Regions from separate parts of the Homo sapiens genome. Here region 2 is linked to region 1. Evidence: read pairs that join two places in POLR2A ChIA-PET (ENCODE). Cell type or tissue: MCF 10A. All regions are shown on one strand. Each heading gives the region's core, and the rest is flanking DNA. Links, peaks and the distances in the headings are about the cores only. Region 1 holds the start of MIR550A3 (microRNA 550a-3). Region 2 has its middle 55 kb from the start of MIR550A3.

The links. Peaks named below come from ENCODE experiments on the same cell type or tissue, not always from the same donor. Only the 100,000 strongest peaks of a DNase experiment are listed, where the experiment ranks them.
Region 2: POLR2A ChIA-PET joins it to region 1 with 10 read pairs; 3 of 35 experiments call an interaction of 5 or more read pairs at or near these places.

The regions. Positions count from the first base shown.
Region 1 is chr7:29,669,264-29,682,302 of GRCh38, forward strand. The region is part of intron 1 of MIR550A3HG (MIR550A3 host gene); the gene reads right to left. It overlaps MIR550A3 (microRNA 550a-3), which reads right to left and starts at 11,565; the gene lies at 11,471-11,565. In MCF 10A, for the core only: no CTCF peak of the experiment used is centred there; no DNase peak of the experiment used is centred there.
Region 2 is chr7:29,620,141-29,632,177 of GRCh38, forward strand. It overlaps the pseudogene TMSB4XP3. Among named protein-coding and RNA genes, the nearest start is that of MIR550A3, 55 kb to the right of the region's middle. RefSeq lists a silencer at 2,393-2,687. In MCF 10A, for the core only: no CTCF peak of the experiment used is centred there; DNase peaks (open chromatin) are centred at 2,651 and 4,041.

The DNA.
Region 1 (13,039 bases), core at 3,861-11,860:
GTCTCTCTGTTGCTCCCTCTCTCTTGACCTGCCCCCTCCCCACTGGAACCTTTCTCTCTCTTGTTTGCTCCCCCTTCGCCTTCCACCGTGATTATAAGCTTCTTAAGGTCTTCACCAGAAGCAGATGCTGGTACCATGCATGCTTCTTGTACGGTTTGCAGAACCATGAGCAAAAATAAACCTCTTTTCTTTCTAAACTACCCAGTCCTCGGGTATTTCTTTATAGCAATGTAAAAAAGACTAATACAGCTTTCTCTATTATTTTTCTATTTTCAATTTCATTGATTTCTACTCTTTATTATTTCCTTGATTCTACTGGCTTTCAGTTTATTTTGCTCTTTTTTTCCTAGGTTCCTAACTGGATGCTTAGATTATTGATTTTTTTCCTCTTTTCTAACATATTCATTTTAGTGCCATACATTTCCCTCACAGCACTGCCTTCTCTCTTGCCTATACGATATATAAATATTTAAGTAATACAAATGTTTGCTATTGGGAAGACGGAGTGGATGTACTTTTCCTGATTACTCCCTTGAAGTACAACTGAAAACCCTTTGAGTTATACACAAATCAAACATAAGAAGACTCTGAAAAGTAGAGAGAAGACAGACTTGAGACCCAAAGAATAACATGGTTATGAGTTCCATGGGCTCTCTTTGTGCCTCATTTTCTCAGACTTGGAGTTAAAGAGGCTGGCAATCCAGAAATGCCAATGGGCACTGCTATGATTTGAATGTGTCCCCTCCAAAATTCAGGTGTTGAAACTTAATGGCCAATGTGATAGTATTAAGAGATGGGACCTGCAAGAGGTGAGTAGGCCATGAGGACTCCCCCCTCATGAGTGAGACTAAAGCTCTCTTATTCTCCTACTATCTCCCATGTGAGGACACAGTGTTCCTCTCCTTCAGAAGATGCAACATCAAGGCACCATCTTGGAAGTGGAGAGCAGTCTTCACCAGACGCTAAATCTGCTAGCGCCTTGATCTTGGACTTTCTTGGACTCCAGAATTCTTAGACTCCAGAATTGTAAGATATAAATTTCTATTTTTTTCAGTTTTGCCAATTTTATTGAACCAATAAAATTCCTACTAATAATGATGAAATAATTTCTGCAAGTATAAATGTGATACAGTTTAACAAAACCCATTGTTCTGTAACTATACATAGATTTTCAAAATGTCATAAAAAGTGCAGTTATGAATTGTTAACATGTTAATACACAGTTCCTTTATTCCAGCACTTTGGGAGGCCGAGGCAGGCAGATCACCTGAGGTCAGGAGTTCGAGACCAGCCTGGCCAACATGGTAAAACCCCGTCTCTACTAAAAATACAAAAATTAGCCAAGCACGGTGGTACACACCTGTAAGCTCAGCCACTTGGGGGGCTGAGACAGGAGAATTGCTTGAACCCAGGAGACAGGTTGCAGTAAGCCGAGATGGTGCCACTGCACTCTAGCCTGGGCAACAGAGTGAGACTCCGTCTCAAAAAAAAAAAAAAAAAAGAAAAAAAAAGCTTGAAAACCATTAGATTCCTTAGAGGACTGGTTGAACATGTTCATACCAGAGGACTGAAAGTGACTTTCACTTTTTTTGCATCATCTGAATTTTTTTTTTTTTTTTTGAGACATAGTTTCGCTCTTGTTGCCCAGGCTGGAGTGCCATGGTGTGATTTCAGCTCACTGCAACCTATGCCTCCTGGGTTCAAGCAATTCTCCTGCCTCAGCCTCCCGAGTCGCTGGAAATTACAGGCATGCATCACTACGCCCGGCTAATTTTTGTAGAGACAGGGTTTCACCATGTTAGTCCGGCTGGTCTCAAACTCCCGAGCTGAGGTGATCCACCCGCCTCAGCCTTCCAAAGTGCTGGGATTACAGGCGTGAGCCACCACGCCCAGCTGCATCATCTAAATTTTTATAGGAGTGAATTCTTATTTCTTCTGCAATTAAAAAAAGAAAACTTCCAAGTAAAGATAACTAGTTGTACACATTCATTAGTTTCCGCTCCGTCCAAACATCCTACTAAAATGATAAAAATGTAATTTTTAAAGGGAATACGCCTATAAAAAAATCAAGAAGATGAAATAAAAAGCAGTACCTTTAGACTCTGGAAAGAAAATTAATGAGTAATAATTTTCACTGCAGAACTAGGAAAGCAGAGAAGCAAACTGATTTACAGCAGGCACAAGAATTGGCAAGCACAAGATATCCCTGGAAGCAGGGGTGAAGGCAGGCCTAAAAGAGAAAGATTCATCGCCAGTCTGCGTAAGAAGCTGTGAGATCTCCTAGTTGTCCTCCCTGACTTGCAGCAGCTAAGCAACCCCAACCCTGGCACTCTACTACAAGTTTGTTATTAGGAGAGGGAAAAGTTTCTAGACTTGCAGACAACAGGAATAGCTGAAGGCAGAGGTCCTGTATTGATACTAAATACGGAGATTAAATGAAAGTATCACTTTGAGTATTAAGACTCTCAATCTTCTTCTCACTCTGCTCCTAGATCACTAGCATAAACGACTGTGTATTCCAGGCAAGAAAAGCCATTTCTGGAAAATATGACCAGCCCAAGAGAAAAGACAGTAATATTCCTAAGAAAATGGCCCAGACAGAGGACACTACATGCACAGAGAGCTTCCAATTTGCTTTTTAGCGCCCCCCACTTTAAAAGTATCAGGAGTTAGCCAAAGATCACCAAACATTTAAAGAAAATATCTAACAAAAGAATGAAGCCAAACAAACAGAAAAAGCAAGTGGGAAGAAACCGAGTCATCAGGAAAGGGAACAAAGCATACACATACATATATATACATACACATACATATATACACTTATACACAAACAGATGCACATGTAAATACGTATCAGTAATATTCTTAGAAAAAGATATTGTACCCACAAAACAAAAATGGAATATATGAAAAAAACATTATTTTTTAAAGACCTCAGAAATTTTAAAAAACATTAAAAATTAAGTTAAAAATTAAAATTACAGAAACAAATAAAAACTGACAAAAGAGTTATAAGATCACATTTTTAAAAGTCCCTATCTGGGCATGGTGGCATACACCTGTAATCCCAACTACTCAAGAGGCTGAGACAGGAGGATCACTTGAGCCCAGGAGTTCAAGGCTGCAGTAAGCTAGGATCACACGACTACACTCCAACCTAGGTGACAGAGCCTCGAGACCTTGTCTTTAAATAAATAAATAAATCCCTCAAAAGAAAAAAAGAACAAAAACCAAAGACATAAAAAAATTGAAGAGAAAAAAGAAAAAGCAAAGGATTACTCTAGGTGTACAACATCTAAATCATCAAAGAAAAAAATGGCAGAAAAAAAATCACAGAAAGCAGCTGACTCAAAGAGCCTACCAAATATGGTGCACAATGAATGAAAACAGTTCCCTCCCAAGGCATGTAATAATGAAATTTTCATACAAAGGATCAAAAACCATAATGACATCTATGTGCTCAACAGCAACACTAGAAGCCAGAAGGCAACAAGGCAACACATTTTAAATTCTCAGGGAAAATAACTTCAACCTAGAATTCTATATCAAGTCAAAGTACTAATCAAAAATGAGGGCAGAAATAAAATATTTTCAGGAATGGAAGCCTCAAAAAAATTTTACCTTACACATATTCTTTCTCAGTAGGAACTACGAGATTATATCAACTAAAAACAATGGAGAACATCAAGAAAGAAGACACATAAATTCAAGGAACCAGGAAACTGAACATAAGAGAGAGGCAGGCAAATACAATTTCCAAGATGATGATGAACAAAGAGGGATCTCATAGGATAATCATTTCAGAACAGGGTAGGTCAGAGGGTCTCCAAAGAGACTTTAACAAGAAAATGAAATTCAGGCAATACTCATTATATGAATAATCTGAGAGGAGATTTATACAAATGAGGGAGGGTTGTAAAACTAAACAGTTTTTTTAAACTAACAAATTTTTAAAAGACAAAAGAGAAAACACAAAATTGTACAGGAAAAGAAAAGCAGCCAAATGTGAAAAGAACTCTGAATTATTAAAAGCTAATTAGATTCTGTACACTTCACAACTACAATACAGAATAACTCACACTTAAAATACTACAAGTGGTTGATCTAACTTCTGAGTCTCATCTCCAGATAATAGCTAAAGCAATTGTCTACTTTACCACCGACTTCTTATGACATAGACTCAAAAGAGATAGTGCTTATGAAGTAACTTTCCTAACACATAAATTACTATATGAAAGTAACTGTATTAGTTCAATATTTATAAAGACACTTAAAGTGGCCAATAATATTAAATATTCTTAATTTTAGTTATTCTGTTTTAAAGAAACTAATGGCAATCCTCCAAAGAACTCTGTGTATGGTAAGGTGGAGGAAGAGTGGACAAAAGGAGTTATTAAGGAACTGACATTTCAAGGTGACCAGATATGCTGTTTTTGAAGAAGTGCTATGATAGACAGGAAATATGGAGAATTACAAATCAAGACTTCAGGGCTGTCAGACTGAAGGGTGCTGAAGCACCAGCAAAGCAGTGAATTGCTTTAGTAAATGCCAAGTCATCCAGGTTGCCTGAGATGTAGTAAATCATGTAGCTGAAAAAAACTAAGTTTTTCAGCCTCTGCCCTGAAGCAGCAGCACACACTTAATGAAAACACTGACCTACCTTATCAACCATCCTTCCAACCATCTCCAACCGCCCACAAAACACACTCACACTGATAACACTTTGTAACACATTCAAATGGTTATAAAAGAGCTATAAGCACAGTATAATTTTACTTCTAAGGCAATTTTATAACTGTCTCCATTTGTATAATCTACATTATGCCTATTTGGTTCAAAAATTAATTTACCTATATTTACATTATACAAATAAAAACATAGCCTACCACTTCCTTCTAGAGCAATACATTTTTATACATAATTTAAACACAGCAATAATTCTGATAATAATCATCTTAAAACATAATAATGTAGTTATCAAATACATTTTGGGAAATATTCAATATTTACAAAGTTTTTACCATGTGTTTGGCATAGTAAATGTGCTGAAAAACTCAATTCAAATGTTCAGGGGAGAATTTTGTAAATATAAGAAAGATACATTCTAAAAATAATGAAAACTGGATTGTTTTTGCAAAGTCTGATCAGTTGGGAAGAGAAAGGAATACGGTATCAGAGTAAAGCACATGGTCATTCTGAGGAGGGTGAGACTGGAAGTGGGGCATAAATCTTGGATGTTTTAATTTTTTCATTCATTGAAGAGGCTCCTTCAATAGTTAAAAGCATAAAGGTATGAAGTATGTGGACTACTTTAACCCTCATAATACTACAAAAGCAGGTTTTTGTTTTGTTTTGAGACAGAGTCTCATTCCGTCGCCCAGGCTGGAGTGCAGTGGTGCAATCCTGGCTAACCGCAACCTCAGCCTCCTGGGTTCAAGTGATCCTCCTGCTTCAGCCTCTGGAGTAGCTGGGACTACAGGCATGCACCACCACACCTGGCTAATTTTCGTATTTTTGCTAGAACCTGGGTTTCACCATGTTGCCCAGGCTGACCTCAAATTCCTGAGCTCAAGCAATCGCCCCCCCTGGGCCTCCCAGAGTGCTGGGGTTACAGGTGCAAGCCAATGCACCTGGCCTGATTCTAGAGACGAGAAAATGGGGGTACAGAGGAACTAAGAAACTTGCTTAAGGTCAGCCCAAGAAACATGACTTGAAGACTTAAACTCTTCCCCACAATAACAGAATACAGCCTGGACATAAAGTGCATCCCATCTCTGCTTTCGTTAATTTATGGACAGACGCAGAACTCAAACTGAGCTAATCTGAGTCCTTTCTGCTGGAGGCAGAGAAAGGTACTCCTTTCAGGCCTGTAATTATACATAATTTAAACACAGCAATAATTCTGATAATAATCATCTTTAAAAGCATGCAGTTGGAAGTACAGAGAGTCTCAAGGCCCCAGCTTAAAGAAGGCCCATACTGGGGCCTGGGGGCAGTGGCTGACACCTGTAATCCCAGACACACACAGACACAAAGACACACACACACTCTCTCTCACTCTTTCTCTCTCTCTCTCTCTCTCTCCCTCTCTCCCTCTCTCCCTGTATAAATTTCAGCTCCAGGGGCCTTGGTTCCTGCATTTGTTCCTTCAATTCTCTAAGTTACCCTAGGATCCTTTTCAATAATTTGAAACAATATATAGTGTTTCCACCTAATGCTATTTTGAGTTATGCTTCTATCCTTTACAACTGAAAGACTTTAGATTCTCTGACCATGGTGCAATACTTTTATATTTTTTGAGACGGGGTCTTGCTCTGTCACCCAGGCTGGAGTACAGTGGTGCGATCTCGGCTCACTGCAACCTCCGCCTCCCGGGTTCAAGCAATTCTCCCGTCTCAGTACCCCCTAATAAGCTGGGATTACAGGCACCTGCCACCATGCCTGGCTGATTTTTGTATTTTTAGTAGAGATGGGGTTTCACCATGTTGGCCAGGCTGGCCTCGAACTCCTGACCTCAGATGATCCACCCACCTCGGCCTCGCAAAGTGCTGGGATTACGGGCGTGAGCCACAGTGCCGAGCCACGGTGCAATATTTCTAAATTAACACTAGAAGTAACGATAGGGTAGTAGTAAGGATAACCACAATAAAGCCACACTTTAAAATAACTTTCAAGTAAAAGAAAATATCAAAATGCAGTTAACATGATTACTCCTCGATAGAACTGACTTTTAAAAGATAAAAAATGTGTACTCAATGACAATGAAAATGGTAAGTATCCAAAGCTATGGGAAGTGACTACATGTAACGAGAAGTAAACACAGCCTTAAACGCTTTTATCATTAAAAAATGATAAATAAAAAATAAAAGAACTAAAAGCTAGGAGAAAGAACAAAATTAACTTTACAAAATGAGAAAGAACAGAATAGAGGCAACAGTAGAAAAAAATTAAAAACCAACAAAAATAGAAAAATTTATTGTTCAACTGAGCACTGGCTCTCTGAAACATATTACACATAATAAATAACCCATTATGTATATATGGCTTCTTTGTTCTTTTTTTTTCCTCAGCTCATATATAAATAGGTAAATTAAAGAACTATTACACACTAATCACAATTCAAGCAAAAATTAGGATATTCCACATGGTCAGAACTTATGAAATTCAAATGACTGAATATACCTATAATTTTCTGACACACTAAATCTTTTTGTTGCTAAAAAAAAGAGCCCTGAATGAAATAATGACTCTGACAGGTGATATTACTCGAAATATATCTACCAATCTGCACTTATAAATATCAAAAACCTCACAAGCTTTTATTGGTTAAAAAATTTTACATAGTCCTAAAGATTATACCTTGCTAGAAGCTGTTTCCATTTCTAATGAGCAATTTGGCAATAAAGATCAAATGCCTTGAAGAAAAGCACATCTTTGTTTCTGGCAATCCCATGTTGCTGATAAATTTCTAAAAACTGGCCGGGCACTCACGCCTGTAATCCCAGCACTTTGGGAGGCTGAGGTGGGCGAATCACTTGAGGCCAAGAGTTTGAGACTAGCCTGGCCAACATGGCGAAACCCAGTCTCTACTAAAAATACAAAAATTAGCCAGGCATGGTGGTGCACACCTGTAATCACAGCTACTTGGGAGGCTGAGGCACAAGAATCGCTTGAACCTGGGAGGCAGAGGTTGCAGTGAGTCAAGATTGCACTACTGCACTGTAGCCTGGGCGACAGAGCGAGACTCCATGCAAAAAAAAAAAAAAAAAAAAAAACTGTAAAAATTTGCTTACCAAGGTGTTCACGGCAACAGTATTTTATTATAACTGTACCAAACTAAATGTTCAGCTATAAGGAACAACCAAATAAATCCTTGACTCTTCATTTTCTCTCATACCTCCACATCTAATCCAGGTGGCTCTATCTTCAAAACACTGGATATGCAGAATCTGGCCACTGCTTAGCACCTCCAGCACTGCCACCCAGTCCAAGCCACTGTTATCTTTCATCTGGATTTTTGACTCCTTGCTGACTCTTGCCACCTCACACAATAGCCAGAGTAATCCTTTAAAACCCAAGTCAGATTATGTCTATCCTCTGCACAAAAATACTCCAGTGTCTCTCCATCCCTCTTTAAAACAAAAGCCGCAAACCACAGGTCAGTGGTTATGAGGCAGTTTATGATTCTGTCCCAACCTCATGCCACCCCACTACGCTCTCATCTTCTACAGCCCTCTGCACTCCAGCTGTAGTAAACCTACATATCAGGTACACTCATGCCTCAGGGCTTTTACAGTTACTGCTCCCTGTGCCTGAATATGTTTTTCCCCCAGAGATCCTCATGACTTGCTCCTTCACTTTCTGCTTGAATTGTCACCTTGTCATTGAGGTCATCCTTAAAACCCGATTTAAAATAGCAACTATAGATAGGCCTCCACCCCATAATCTCTATCAGCCTTTGCACTCCATTTTTTTCCATTACACTCAATGCCCTAACACACTATGTATTTTACTTGTTTACTATCTCTCCCAAATAGAATAATAAGGCCCCTAAAAGCAGGGATTTTTATCTTATTTCTTCACTGCTGTATCCCCAGAATAGTGTTCGGAAGAGCAGGTCCTCATTAAATATTTGAGTGATTTTTGGAATACTGGGTAATAATTAAAAATCATGTTATAAAAAATTTTAATGTGATGTTAGAAACTGGTGGAAATGGAAAGAGCACGTTATCAAAGAATATGTAACCCATGGATCAAGAAGAAATCATACGGGAAATTAAAATACATTTTTCACTGAATGTTAACAAGAACCCTTCAAAATCAGTGGGATTCAGGTAAAGCAATTCTTGGAGGAAAATGTGTAGCTTTAAAACTTCGTATTAGAACATCAGAAAGGTTAAAATCAAAACAATATAAAAATGAATGTTCCAAATTTTGTGTCTAAAACAAATACATATATAAAAGACATTAACACTTTTTTCTGGTTATTTCTAGTGGTAAGATTATAAGCGATTTGCGATTTTTTTTTTTTGAGATGGAGTCTCACTCTGTGGGTCAGGCTGGAGTGCAGTAGCGCGATCTCCGCTTACTGCAAGCTCCGCCTCCCAGGTTCATGCCATTCTCCTGCCTCAGCCTCTGGAGTAGCTGGGACTACAGGCGCCCATCACCACGCCTGGCCACTTTTTTGTATTTTTAGTAGAGATGGGGTTTCACCGTGTTAGCCAGGATGGTCTAGATCTCCTGACCTCATGATCCACCCGCCTTGGCCTCCCAAAGTGCTGGGATTACAGGCGTGAGCCACTGCTTTTCTGTATGTTAGTTTTTCTCTAGTGAACAGGTATTATTTTTATAATTAAAAAAAAAGGTTTTAAAAAACTTCCTTTCCCTCTGGTTGAATTCTAACTGCTGGCCTCTTCCTCTCCCTGTCTCTTAAAATACTTGCTCCTCTGGATTCCATCCTTGTCCTTCATCAATCTATATTCATCCCTTAGTAATCTTATCCACTTTCTGGAATCATTTATATCCTGCAAATTGATTTCTCAGTTTTTTGTAATATCCCGAATTAGAGACTCATGTTTCCAGCCACTTAAAGGATACTTCTATGCAGATGGAAATCCGATAGCCACTCAAATTTAACAGGCCTAAAAGGAACTCATTATCATTTCCTAAAACTTGTTCTTTTCATCTTTAATACTGGTAAAGACATCACTATGTACCCAGGTTCTCAATTCTATCAGTTCTACCTTAGAAATCTCAATCAAATCTAACTTTTCTTCTCCCTCACCAATGCCATCTTTTCAACGTAGGCATCTTCTATCAGTTATATTCTAAAAGAATCCTAACTTATCCTCCTGCTATCACACTCTCCTCCTTAAGAACTGAATCCTGATCAGGGTTGCTGCATACAGCCTGAAGTCTGCACCACTAGAGAAGGTTGCCATCCATGTAAACTACGAATGTTAATTGTGCCCAATGGCCTAATCATGATACTCCCCCTGCTTTCAAACTTCATTGGATAAAACAAACCTACAGCACTATAAAATCCTTCAACTGGCTCCACTTTCTATTTTTCTAGCTTCGGGTTCTCATCATTCCTCTATGCACCCTACAATCCAGACATATTTAACTTTTCAGTATGCCCTATCAAAACCCAAGCTTTTGTGGATTTTTCTTTAGTCTACAGTGCCCTCTCTCCATAAAACTTCTAAATCCTTCAAACTACAATTCAAATGTATCCTCCTCTGTGAAGCATTTTTTGACTAGCCTAGACAAAGATACTTCACGAAGCATTTTGTTAATAGTTCTATTACAGAATTTGTTGCACTGTATAATGATCACACATATCCATCTCTCAAATTCAATGGAGAGTTGAGCAGTGCATAAAGAAGCCCCACATTTGAACCCTGAATATCTACAATGCCCAGCCCCTAAAAGGGGCTCAATTCATGTTTATTAATACTATATTTACCATATGCATTAGTACAACTTTTTAAAAGTAAATAAAAACTGAGTTTAAAAAAAAAGTTGCATGTTCAGCTGTCAATCTAAGTCTATAATCCATGTGGCAGACAGAACTGATGGGACTATTCTTGATTCCTACACTTCCTGGTGTTTAAACCTTTGTATAATTCCCTCCCCTTGCACGTGAACTGGACCTATGACTTGCTTCTAATCAATGAAATACAGCAAAGGCAATGGGTTGTATGTGATTACATGTACACGATTATGTAAGAACATAGCACCAGTTCACCTTTGATAGACTCTCTTCCTTTGCTGACTTTGAAGAAGCAAGCTGCTCTGAACCTAACAGACACAAGGAAATAAATTCAGCCAATAACCCAAGGAAGTCTGGGGGCAGACCTTTCCCCAGTTGAGTCTCTAGATAACAACCCAGCCCTGGCCAACACTTTGACTGCAGTCTTACAGAGGACACAGCTAAGTTGTGCCCAGCCTCTTGATCCATAGAAGTTGTGAGGTAATAAACGTGTTGCTTAGAACAGCTAAATTTGTAGTTATTTGTGAACAAGCAGCTTAGAACATGAATAAAATAAAATAAAAAAAAAGAAAATGAATAAAATCAGAACCTAAGGTATTTCTGAACTCTTTGTTCACAAAAAGGCCTATGTTTTGTCCAATTTCTAAACAAATAAATGTCATGTATATGCAAAATTAAAACACAGACTAACATTTCAAATAAACAATAGTTCTTAAGAATATTTACATAAGGTAAAACTTAGGAAGTAATCTGCTACATAAAGCAGTTCCTACACTCTCTTTTAACACATTTGCCAGTATACCCAATTGTACATAATACTTAGTACATGTAATAAGTTTAATATTAGGGCAATTCTCCTTACAAACCCAAATAATAATAAATAGTTTAAAAGTTGATATCTAATTAATGTATCTGGTAATCAAAAGAACTTACTTACTGGTCACCAGGCAAAGCAATCAAATTGGAGGAGAGCAAGAGACTTGTTGGAGATGTGCCTGAGGGAGTAAGACACTATCTTACAACAACAGGACTCTTACTCCCTCAGGCACTGCACCAGCCAGCAAAGCATCAAAATACCAGGTTCTTAGGTCACGCTGCTCTCAGATCAGTGATGCCCTGTGCAACTCACCAATCCTCCCCACCTTGCAGTCAAGAATAGTTCCAAAAAATCCCCAAAGCAGAAACTTCCATGACACAGGCCACACTTACACACAGCAAAACATATAACACGAAGGTATGAAATCACAAGTGAGGAACAATAACCACCAAAATTCTTATTACTTCAGGAGTGGCAGGGGTTGTGGTTAGAAGGCTCATTTTTTTTAGAAAGAGGCAAACATTCCTCTTTGGTCACTCCCCATAAAAGCCTTCAATGGCACAAAATAACATTCAGGAATAGGAAGTAGATTAATTACAGTATCCCAAATTCAAACATTTTGGCACTTGATATTGGTAAGGAGTGATAACTGAGACCAATTCCATAATGGTTAATTGATGAAGACAACCTAACAGCATAAAACTTCACATCTGCTTAAAAATTAAGAGAAATCGTCCTAGAAATACAGGTCTTATTCAACATATTCAGTTTTAAGAGATAACCCACACTCCTTCAATATAAGAAAACATGTTGCACAAGTAACAAGGCACCTGAATTACAATCAGACTACTGAAATACTCATGAGCAAGCCACACCCAAAAAAGCTCAAGAAAATCAGGAGGCCAAAAGCAACCCAGCACCACTGGTTGTCTTAGATTAAGTCATTTTACATTTTCACTTCTGGACTCAAGGATACATTATAGAAGTCCACACGATTTCTCTGGAAATAATCTCCATGTATTGGTATATTTCTATAGCCCAATTCATCTACCCCATCCTTGCTGCATCATTAAAGGCTATTTTACCACTCATGTTATGCTCTATGAACAATAGCTACTTGACAGTGGAAAAAAAAACGTAGACGTAAATTAAAGCCAAACAAACCCTAAAATACCATCAACATTTTTAAATATTAGGAAATACCCTTAAGACCTTTTTTAAAACAAAGGTGATGGACCACACTAGCAGTAGTCAAGAAAGCGTCTGTTCGCTTTAACACTCCCCACTCTGGAAAGAATAACAAGCACAAGATTTACTTCACCTAAAAACTCCTAAATATAATCACATTCTGATGTCCGGCAACTCAATTCTAGGAAATTTCTACACACTGAAATATCTGGATTAGGCATTTTTCTTCCAGTTCTCTAGAGAGAATAAGAGTGTATATAGCCAAAATAGATGTGCAAAAGACAGCAAAACATAAAACCAACACAGAAAACTTCCTCGTTCAATGTGGCAATTCATTTTGAGGGAACTACTAACAATTCCACTTGCTAGACTCTTAAGTGTTAAAAATAAAAGGGGGGGACTGTTTTTCATTTTCTATAAATTACATGAGACCTCACAAGAGAATAATTTTGAATCTTATAAGTACCACATTTTCTTATTAGGAGACGTTAATAATATAAACAACAATTAAAACAAGTTTTACAAAAAACAATATGAAC
Region 2 (12,037 bases), core at 1-8,000, 53 kb before region 1:
GAACTTAAGTGTGGATGCCATAAGAAAAACATTTTGGAAAATATTCATGTGCTTTGCTTTGTGTGTTTCTGCATTATGCCACGTTTTCCCTAGTTAGGTAGGAATTGTGGGCAGGGACTGGGAAGAATTAGGATTGTCATAGCAGAAGTGCAACAGGGAAGAGTTAAGGATAAGCTTCGAATATGCAAAGTAGGATTTTGCAGGAAGTAATTTGCAAGGAAGGCTGAGCCAAGCCCATGGAATAGACCAATGAGTTTATTGTAAAGTAACACCAGATTGAAAAGGAAGAAACAAGACAAGCTCCCCCTCTAGCCCCAGGAGTGCCTTTCAGTAGCTAACATTTTAAATTTTTCCAAAAGCAGGTTTTTATTAGAGGTGTGATCTTCCTCTGAGTGAGTCTTCAGGACAATGTTCTTGGGGAGAGGGATGGGCAGGATTATTCAGTCAATGACTATGTGCTCAGGTTGCCTGGAATGGGTGGACTGGAACCAGAAAAACTCAGCTTCCCAAAGGATCAAGACTCCCCTCACCCTTGCAGCTTGAATCCTGTTTCTTAAAGGGTTGCCAGGAGCTTACAGTTGATGGGGTCAGACAATGTCTTGCACAGGTGGTATGGAACATGTTTGCGTGCCTGGTCCTTGTGTGCTTAGAGCTTATTAGCTACAAACAAGATTGTCGTTGTATTTGCAGCTTTAGAAAAGAGATTAGCAGGGGAACAGAGACTCTCTCTTAAAACTGAGCTCTCTGTCCAGCTGCATTGCCCTGGTCCTGTTTACTTACTAAATATATCCATCAGTGGAAAGCTAGTTAACTGAATTTTAGAACAAATATACAATAGAATACTGTGCAGTCATTACAAATGATGATGAGGATGTATAATTTTCACATTAAAAGATATAAATAAATATCTTGAAGGAAAGGAAATTAGTTAAATTCAGGATAAGTATGCTCTAGTTCATAAAAATAATACTTTGTAAATTTGTACATGAGATTGTGTGTCTACATATATGCACAGAAAACTATACAAAAGGCTATTCAATAATTTAACATCTTTTATCACTTAGAGATGATGTTTTGGTTAATTTTTACTTTTTCCTTTGAGCTTTCTGTATTACTTTTTAAATTTTACTTTTACATTCTAATTTTATTATCAAAAACATAAGGAACTCTTTTCATTGTGAAATAAAGTATTTATGATGCTCCACAAAGTGCACTGAACATTGCTCACATCATTTAATTATCATTTCAAATAACTATTAACATTTAAAAACAGAAATTTAAAATTAAATAATTAAATTAAAAATAAATAGTTAAAAACTGTATTTTATATGTGTCTGTGCTGTAGTTTATATACGATTTCTCTTATGTTGGGGGTTTGGGTCAATTCAAACTTTTGATAAATTAATGGATGAATATTTTATATATAAATTCTTGAATGTTTGACTAGTTCATTAGGATATAGATAAAAATTTACTAAAGTAAAATAAATTTAAAGAAATATGGCCAAATTTCCCTACCTAATAACTACAGGGTCTTTATCTAGTTATATTTGTGTATTATTGTTCTAAAAATATCATTGCTCTTTGATAATTAAAAAGAAACAATCTTGTTTTCATTTAGATTTTTTTAGTTCCTAGAGAGGCTGGACATCTTAATGTTATTTGCTATTTTCATAAAATATTAAATTTATGAATTATGTTTTCCTAGGCTTTGTTAATTTAAATTTAAACTGAGGGAAGGGAATCTTTCTATAATAAGGCCATGAACTCACTTCTACAAATATTTATAAATATTTACTCATTTTTATATTCTTTATTTTTATTCTATTGGTTGTGGTTTTAAAATATATATATACGGATGTAATAAATGTTTTATGCAGCCAAATCTATTACAAATTTTTCTTTTGTAATATTGTATTGATTTGTATGCCTGGAAAGTCCTTTCCCCATCCCAAACCCAGTCAGCTACTTATTCTTCCTTATTTTATAGCTTAATCATTTACATCTAATTCTTTAGTTTGTTTGGAATTTATGCTGATGTATGATATGGGATGAAGATCTAAATTATTTTCTCCCAAATGGTTAACCACCTATTAAGATACTAAATTATTATATCTACTAAGGCCTGGTACCTAATTGTTGGGCCAGTTAGAGGGTTTTTCAAGAATAATTTGAAGCAGTTTATAGTTAATTGCCTGTTAGAAAAAGCATCTAGAAAAACTAAAACCTCCGGCGACAACTAGTCCCCACACCTTTCCTGGTTTTGCACCTGTATTACCTTCCTGTTCCTGGCTGCAGTGAGCTCCTGATCAACCCCGTCCTCCTCCAAGTGCATTGCAGTGCATTGCAGTCCATTGCAGCCCTGTAGCAGAAGCAGAGAGGCAGGTATTAATTTGGGGTGAAACAACCAGGGCTACCTCCTAGAGCTGTCCCTGTGCAGTGGAGAGATAACCGACAGTTGCTCAACAACGAAGGCTCCAAATCTCTGGGGTCTCGGGATACATGGAAACCTCTTCTTCAACCTGGGACAGGAGCCCCTTAGACACAGGCTAATAACACTTCTCCTGGTGTGTGACAGATAGTTGACTAATGTGTTTCCTGCCTGGGAGTTGCAATTGGCAGCCGATTCTATGAAAGGCTTTCATGAATCATTTTGGAAAGCATGCATGTTGAGGAGCAGGGAGGTGAGTCAGGCATCTCTCTGCCTAGCAGCCCAGCCCCTGTAACGCAGATGTCCACTAATTACTTTCATACTTAAATGATTTACTACATTTAAATCAGTCCTTTAGAGAGGACCTCATACTTGCTGATGCAATGAGTATACAATAAATTGTAATGTATATAAACTATATAAAGCATCTGACAATGCTTTGCTTCCCTATTCATAAACTTGGATATTTTTAACTGGTATTTTATGCCTTAAAGATAAGTCCTTTTTTTTTTTTTTTTTTTTTTTGAGACAGTGTCTCCCTCTGTTGCCCAGGCTGTAGTGCAATGGCACGACCTCGGCTGACTCCAACCTCTGCTTCCCGGGTTCAAGCGATTCTCCTGCCTCAGCCCTTTCCGAGTAGCTGGGACTACAGGTATCTGCCACCATACCTGGCTAATTTTTGTACTTTTAGTAGAGGCGGGGTTTCACCATGTTGGTCAGGCTGGTCTCAAACTCCTGACCTCAACTGATCCACCGGCCTCGGCCTCCCAAAAAAGATAAGTACATTTTAATTATTGTAGCCACTGTAAATGCACTTAAAGCTAATTATACCGAAGGGGAAAAGAGAAGAGTTTCAAAATTCTAAATGATAATACTTTACTTTTTGTAGCCCTGTCTTATCCAAAATAACTCTTCAACATAAACTTTCCCAAAACTTATTTTTCGTGAAAAAATGTGTGTCCTGTTCTAATGCAGGTCTTCATGTGTCTGCAATAACTGTATCCCATTCCAGAATATGTTGCTGAAAAAAACCCACTAGCAAGGTGGCAGTGTTATTTCAACAGGATCTCCCACACCTTATGGCTACTTTTATTCAGAGTATAGTGCAATTTCTCCTTAGTGAATTAATCTTTTTTTTTTTTTTTTTTTTTGGAGACAGAGTCTCGCTATGTCGCACAGACTGGAGTGCAATGGTGCGATCTCGGCTCACTGCAACCTCTGCCTCCTGGGATCAACCGATTCTCCTGCCTCCGCCTCCCGAGTAGCTGGGATTACAGGCACCTGCTGGCTAATTTTTGTATTTTTAGTAGAGATGGGGTTTCACCATGTTGGCCAGGCTGGTCTCAAACTCCTGACCTCAGGTGATCCACCCACCTCGGCCTCCCCAAGTCTAGCATTACAGGTGTGAGCCAACACGCCCAGCAGAATTAATCTTTCAATAGAACTTCTTCTGTACCATTCAGCAAAATAACCCCACTCAGATCCAACCTACCATCTATAAGTGATTAGAGATAAGTGTGTTTTGTGCATTTCTGAATATTCTATTCTAATGTGCTCTCTAGTCACAAATAAGCAGCTGAGTCAGCCTGCCCTCGGGGCTGTTGCATCCAGATTTTAATCTACACACATAATTGTGTGGCACTTTATTCATCTGGCTGGGCAGTGACTCAAGTGTGTCTCTAAAGGGGCAGAAAATTGAAAAGCTAACAGGCTATCCTGACATCTCAGATCAATGGTTTTTCTTCCTTCCTATCACCAAATTTTGAGAAACTTACCTGAGTTAGAAAAGTTGCTGCAGCTGTTCCCTCCGGCAGTATGTTCCATTCTCCATGGCTCCTAATTAGTGTTCAACTTGGTCTTTTTTTCCTACTCTAGCTTAAGATGCATCTCCTTGACTCCATCCACCCCATCCAATACATGTGTCACTGCCTCTGCTCCTGAGCCTGGCTGTGTGTCTACCCATTATAGGCTGGCTCAACCAAGCTCAATCCAGGCACTGCTAAAGAGGCCAGAAACGATGCCAATGGACATGCTATCAATGGCACAAGGTATGTCAGAGCTAGATTTGTATTCATTTTTTAAAAACAGATATTACATTTCTTTTCTATTATTTAAGAAAGAAAACTCAAAGTGCTTTTCAAACAGATGTATACCCCAGTGTTTATTGAAGTAGAATCCATAAAAAAACTACAAAGCTAAACTTGTATTATATTTATTTTCTTGAGCTGGGGGGAGTATTGCATTAGAACATGTTGTTCTGGTCAGCAATAACCAGAATGCCTAGTTCTTTATTCCATGATATTTAGGACCGTGGACATATTCCTATGAATGGGTTGGAGTAGTCCTGCATGAAGTATGGTCTACAGATTGGTGCTAGTCTACCAAGAAATTAGTACAGAAATTGGGAGAACATACCCAGTGTTGGCAAGGCTGTGAAGCAACTGGAACCCTCATACATTGCAGGTGGGAATGCAAATTGGTACAGCCACTTTGGAAACAGCATGGCAGATTCTTAGACAACTATGAAACTTTATGCACTTACCATACAACCCAACAATCCAACTTCAAGGTAGTTACTCAAGAGAAACAACACACATGCCCATACAAAGACTTGTATGTAGCAGCATTATTTACAATAGCCAAAAACTGCTAACAAGCCAAATTTCTATCAACTGGTGAGTGAATAAACAAATTGTGGTGTATCCATATTACAGAATATCATATAGCAAGAAAAAAGAATGGAATCATTTATACAATATGGATGAATATCAAAGACATTAATTTTAAGTGAAAGAAGTGAAACACGAAGATTACATACTGTGTGATTCCATTTACATGAAATTCTACTAAAGGTAAAACCATAGTGACAGAAATCAGATATGTGGTTATCTGGGACTAGGGATGAGGGTGAAGGGTATCAATTGCAAAGGGACAAGAGGGTTCTTTTTAGGATGATGAAACCATTCTGTTTCTCAATGTTGGTGGAGGTTAAATACTGCATACAATCATCAAAATTCACCAAACAGTACTCTTAAAGTGAGTGGATTTTATTGTATATACATTATACTTCAATAAAGCTAAGGAACAAAAGAAAGAAAGAAGAGAGAGAGGAAGGAAGGAAAAGGAAGGAAGGAAGAAGGGTGGGAGGCAGGGAAGGAGAGAGGAAGAAGGAAAGAAGGAAGGAAGGAAGGGAGGGAGGGAGGGAAGGGGAGGGAAAGGGGAAGGAGAAGGGGAAGGGGAAGGGAGAGAGGGAAACAGAAAAGGCCAAGATTCCATTTACTCTCGTGCCTCACTCCACTTCCTCTATGCCTGACAAACCTGACGTGGCTGAGATCAAGAAATTCAGTAAGTTGAAATTGAAGAATACAGAAACGCAAGAGAAAAATCTGCTGCCTTCCAAAGAAATGACAGAATAGAAACAAGCAGGCAAATTGCAATGAGGCAAGCACGCCAACGTGCAGTATGCATTCCACAGGTATTGCCTTCGTATTTTACTTTGCTTAGCTGTTTAACTTTGTACAATGCAAAGAGGCTAGATCAAGCTTAATGCCTGTGCTGTCCTGTTCACATCAAGGAATTGAGAACCACTGATGATGAGGGCCGCACCTGCCTCTCCCTTCTGCCTATCTGGCTGTCATGGCAGGAAAAGAGCTTGCATGTTGGTGAAGGAAGAAGTGGGGTGGGATGACAATGAAATCTAGAGTAAAACCAACCTGGCCCAAGGTGTCCTGCTGGCTACTAAATGCCATTTAGTCAGAGTGCCATTATTTTTTTGTGTTTAAAATGATTTTAATTATAGGAATGCACAATGTTTGTTTAAAAAACAAACAGTTTTAAACACTCTCCCTCAAAGAAAAAAGAAAGGGCCAAAATTAGGAAATTTTCTTTCTGAAAGTAAATGAGATATTCAGTTTGGAGGGAAAAAATGAAATTTCATTAAGCCCCAAAAGGGGACAATTTTGAGCCACAATCAATAAGCCTAAAGCGGAGGTATTTTTATTTTATGTTCATCATGATGAGTTCTGGGATTTCCTTGTAACACAAGTGCAGGGGGACCGGACTAATACCACATTTCAGTCTTCCTGCGTCACATCAGACACTGTGAGTCAGGGAGCATCATTACACCTGGGGTAGATCTGAATCCTGGTAAGAATGTGCTACATATACCTTCAGAGCAAGCCTTTAGAGTGTGGTCCACCTTCTCTGAAAACAAAATGTCATTCTTACTATAACATTTATTTTGTGTTTTTTTCTTTTTGCCAGCACCTCAGGAATAAGCATCCACAGCTTAATGTTTACATCAATGAATCAAGGCTGTTTCCATAGCAACACCTCTACTTCTCTGGAACTGCAATTTTATGTCAATTTACTATTAATGGAAGATGGAACAAAAGCAAGCAGACAGAACAGGAGAAACCTTAACGCCTCAAGACGGACTGGCAAAGCAAGGAGGAAGAGGAGCAGACCTGTCATTTGCCAGGGTTTTAGGGTTTAGTGAACCATGACATTATTTAACATTTAACCATTTTGTGCTTAGGTTTGTAATAATGATTTCATAGGACCATAGAATCTTTGAGCTAAAATCGACCTTAAAAGTCATCTGAAATCCCTTATTTTATTTTAGTTTATTTTTTAGAGACAGAGTCTTGCTCTGTTTCCCAGGCTGGAGTGCAGTGGCGAGATCATAGCTCACTGTAGCTTCGAACTCCTGACCTCAAGCGATCCACCTGTTTCAGCCTTTCAAAACACTGAGATTGCAGGTGTGATCTACTGTGCCCAGCCTGGAACCCCTTATTTTAAAGTCAAGGAGACTCAGTCCCAGACATAGTAAGGGATTTAATGAAGGTCATTTTGCTGGTAAGGGACACAGTCACAAACAGAACATGGGATACAGAATTTAAGCCTGGAGTTCTGTTTACTCACAACACAATATTGTCTCTTTCATCTGTTAGTTCCGGTACCTGAGGCTCAGCTAAATACTTTTTTGTGGAAATCCATTCTGCTGAATACCAAGACTTTCTCTTCCTGGTCTACCAACAAGGGAGCCGAGGCCATCAATTATGGCTAAGCAGGGCCATAGCCTATAATTGAGAAGTAAAATTAGAAGCCATATAGCAAGCCTGTATCAGTTAGGGTTCAATTGCAGGAAGCATATACAACCCTAGGGATTTTATGCAGAATGGGATTTAATACAGGGAATTGGATGTTTATAAACTTGGCAGAACTAGGCTGTAGGCTAGGTTTCCAGGAATTATGCCCAGAACACTGCAGAACTGTTTCACCAGAGAAGCTATTACAACTGTCCCAACCAGGGAGCTTGAATATCAAGAGATTGCCCCTGGAATGACTGAGTCCGAGATCATCGGCCAAGGTAATGCTAGTGCAAATAAGATCCAAGATCAAGTAGCTGGTATCTGGGAATCACTGGCACCACAGCAAATGCCCCTTACCACCCACAAATCTGGAGAGACTGGACACCAGACCACTTCAGGGATTTGTGAGGAACTCCATCCTCTGGCTATATCTGACATCAGAAAACAGTCAAGAGAGCAAGAGAAAAATGCTGCAACCTCATTTCTACCTTCCAGTTTCCAATGAAGCATCTCATTGTCAGGACCTAATTTGCATCCAGAACCTTACCTGCAGGAAAGTATCAAAATATAGTTTGTTTATGTGTTGTAAAGCTTTCCAATTTCTGCCATACTGGAAGGTGCACTAAAATGAAGAGGCAATGACTACTGAGTATCAGCTGATAATATCAAGGTGAAGAAATTCATCAGTAGGCACTCTAGCGAGTTAGTTGATATGAGTTCACTACAATTTGGAACATTACATTGAGAAGTAGAAGAACACCTTGAGTTGTGAGACTAGAGGAAAAGAACACCCTAACAGTTTACCAGTGGGAGAGAATATAAGGTGAGGTACCCATGTTAGAGAGCATTTGGCAGAATTCTAAAATGTGAAAACAGGGCCAGGCATAGTGGCTCACACCTGCAATCGCAGCACTTCGGGAGGTCAAGGTGGGAGGATTGCTTGAGGCCAGGACAGTGAGACCCTGTCTCTACAAACAATAAAATAAAATAAAAACTAGTTGGGTGTAGTGGTGTGCATCTGTAGTCCCAGCTACTTGGTAGGCTGAGGTGAGAGAATCGCTCGAGCCCAGGGTTTTGAGGCTACAGTGGGCTGTGATCCCACCAGTGCACTCCAGCCTGGGCAACAGAGTGAGACCTCACCTCAAAAAAAAAAAAAAAAAAAAAAAAGAATAAGAGAAAATGATATGTACTATCATTGAAGCATTGAAGGATCTTTAGGACATACTGTAGGATTTAAAAGTTAGTTTTAGTATATATGATATGATGTTATTTACAACCCAAAAAAGGAGAACAACCCACAAAACAATTAACTGAGTTCTAGGGACACGTAATTTAGTTACTAGAGTGATTATGAGGCAACCCCGTGTGAATAATTTACAAAGGAACTGCTCAGCACCGATTCCTAGGCTCTCGCACACCTCAGATAGACCTGGGATATGAAAAGATCAGAGTGGGCCTGGTGCAGTGGCTCACGCTTGTAATCCCAGCACCTTGGGAGGCAGAGACAGGCAGATCACCTGAGGTTAGGAGTTCAAGGCCAGCATGGGCAACATAGTGAAACCCCATCTCTACTAAAATTAAAAAAATTAGCTGGGCATGGTGGCAGGCGCCTGTAATCCCAGCTACTCAGGAGGCCGAGACAGGAGAATTGCTTGAACCCGGGAGGCGGAGGTTGCAGTGAGCCGAGATCACATCATTGCACTCCAGCCTGGGCAACAAGATCAAAAGTCCATCTCAAAACAAAAACAAACAAACAAAAAAACAAAAAACAAACAAACAAAAGAAAAGAAAAGAAAAGGTCAGAGAGATGAGAGGGGAGACTTCCAGGGGAAGGGAAATTTCTGTTATTCACACTCAAGTGTAAAGAGAGTGAAAACCAGGTATATAAAAGGGGGGTTTTCCTGGCTCATGCCCAGGAAATCTAAACAGAGGAAAGGGGCCAACTAAGTGCTTTCTGTGGGAGTCAGAAAGTGCTACTGCACTGAGCAAAGCCACCTCTTTCTGCATGGGCGAAGTCAGGGATGGGTGAGGGTTTCCCTTGGGCTGGGATAGGCATGTGGGAGAGAGAGGCGCTCAAGTCCTGCCCAAGTGGACCCAGAGGCAAAGGTGAGGGACCCCAGTTGCAGGAGTGTGTGTTGCTTGGGCTCCTGGGAGCTGCAGTTGGAGCTGGCATTCCTGGGGACCAAATAACACAGTGTGCAGCAGAAGAGACATCCCCAGAGCTGGGAAGGTCTGGATCGAGTGTATTCGTTTCTTAGGGCTACTGTAAGAAAGTACCACAAACTGGGTGGTTTAAAACAACAGAAACTTGTCTCACAGTTCTACAGACTCAAAGTTCAAAATCAAGGTGTCAGCAGAGCCATGCTCTCTAGGGAATTTAAAGTCTCTAGGGAATAATCTTTCCTTGCTTCTAACTCCTTTGGTTGCCAACCTTGGCATTCCTTGGCTTATGCAAGCCCTGCCTCTGTCTTCACATGGCCTTATTTCACCTGTGTCTCCTCTGTGTTCTCAAATTTCTCTGCTTGTAAGGATACTAGTCATCGGATTTAGGGCCCATTGTAATCCAGTATGACCTCATTTGAGTGCAGTGGCACCATCTCGGCTCACCGCAACCTCCGCCTCTCAGGTTCAAGCGATTCTCCTGCCTCAGCCTCCCAAGTAGCTGGGATTACAGGCTCACACCATCACAATGGGGTAATTTTTGAATTTTTAGTAGAGATGGGGTTTCACCATGTTTGTCTGACTGGTTTCAAACTCCTTACCTCAAATGATCTGCCCGCCTCAGCCTCCCAAAGTGATGGGATTACAGGTGTGAGCCACCACACTCAGTCTGAACTCATCTTAATTTGATTACACCTGCAAAGACCTCTTCTTTAAATAAAGGCACATTCACAGGTACTGGGGCTAGGAGCTCAACATGTCTTTTGGGGCTGCATGCAGTGGCTGGCGCCTATAATCCCAGCATTTTGAGAGGCCAAGGCAGGTGGATCACCTGACATCAGGAGTTCGAGACCAGCCTGGCCAACATGGTGAACCCCGTCTCTACCAAAAATACAAAAAATTATCCAGGCATGGTGGTGGGTGCCTGTAATTCCAACTACTCAGGAGGCTGAGGCAGAAGAATCGCTTGAACCTGGGAGGCAGAGGTCGCAGTGAGCTGAGATCATGCTACTGCACTCCAGCCTGGGCAACAGAGTGAGACTCTGTCAAAAAAAAAGGCTTTTGGGAGAACAGAATTGATCCATAACACAAGCAAAGTGACCAAACCCAGGAAAAGCCAGCTGTAAAATCAGCCAGGGTGGGAGCCCAAGGCTACCCAGTAGATGAGAGCTGTCTAATGGTCTAATACCCTCATGTCTCCTCCGCCCTCTGGCCTTGGTCTTGGGAAGCAACGCTCAGCAAGGGAGAGGCGGTGGGGATGGGCAAGGAGCAGAACAGATGGTCACACCTTTCTCCCCAAAAGCAGACAGCCAAGGACTGTACTCTGTAGTGGGAAAAAGATGTTCTATCTTTAAATAAGCACTAAATTGTTAATTAATATCTTGGACTGAGCATTCTAAAAAAACTTCTTATTTTGGAAATGTTTAAGCATACAAAAATAGAGGAAATAGAATACCGAGTTCCCTATGTACCCATTGCCCAGCTTCAACAATTATCAACTCATGGCCAATCATTTTTTTTAATCTACACCCTCACCCACTCCTCCCTCTCATAGGCTTCTTTTCATGTAAATCTCAGATATATAATCTGGACATATTTCATTCAGTTATTTCAACATGCCTCTGAAAGAGAAAAACTGTTTTAAAAATAAACAACAACAGACACTGAGGCCTACCCGAGGTCTCAGGTAGGGAGGAGGGAGAGGAGCAGAAAAAAATAACTATTGGGTACTAGGCTTAGTACCTGGGTGATAAAACAGTCTGTACAACAAACCCCCATAACAGGAGTTTACCTGTATAACAAACCTGCACATGTACCCATGAGCCTAAAAGTTAAAAAAAAAAAAATTAAAAAAACCCCACAACATTATCGTAGCCTCAAAATTAAAAACAATCCCTTAATATCAAATATCTACTGAATGTTCAAATATTCCTGTTTGATGTGTAAAACTTTTCATATGTTTTCTTTGTTCACCTGAAGATCCAAAAATCTCTCTTTACACATTGCAATTAGTAATTTCTTGTAAGTTGCTTTTAACCCGTAGGTTCCTCTCTCCTCCTCATCTTTTTTTCTTACAACTTTTTCTAAAGAAATTGAGTGTTGCCGGGCGCGGTGGCTCACGCCTGTAATCCCAGCACTTTGGGAGGCCGAGGCAGGCAGATCACGAGGTCAGGAGATCGATACCATCCTGGCTAACACGGTGAAACCCCGTCTCTACTAAAAATGCAAAAAATTAGCCTGGCGTGGGCGCCTGTAGTCCCAGCTACTCAGGAAGCTGAGGCAGGAGAATGGAGTGAATCCGGGAGGCGGAGATTGCAGTGAGCCCAGATCGCGCCACTGCACTCCAGCCATAG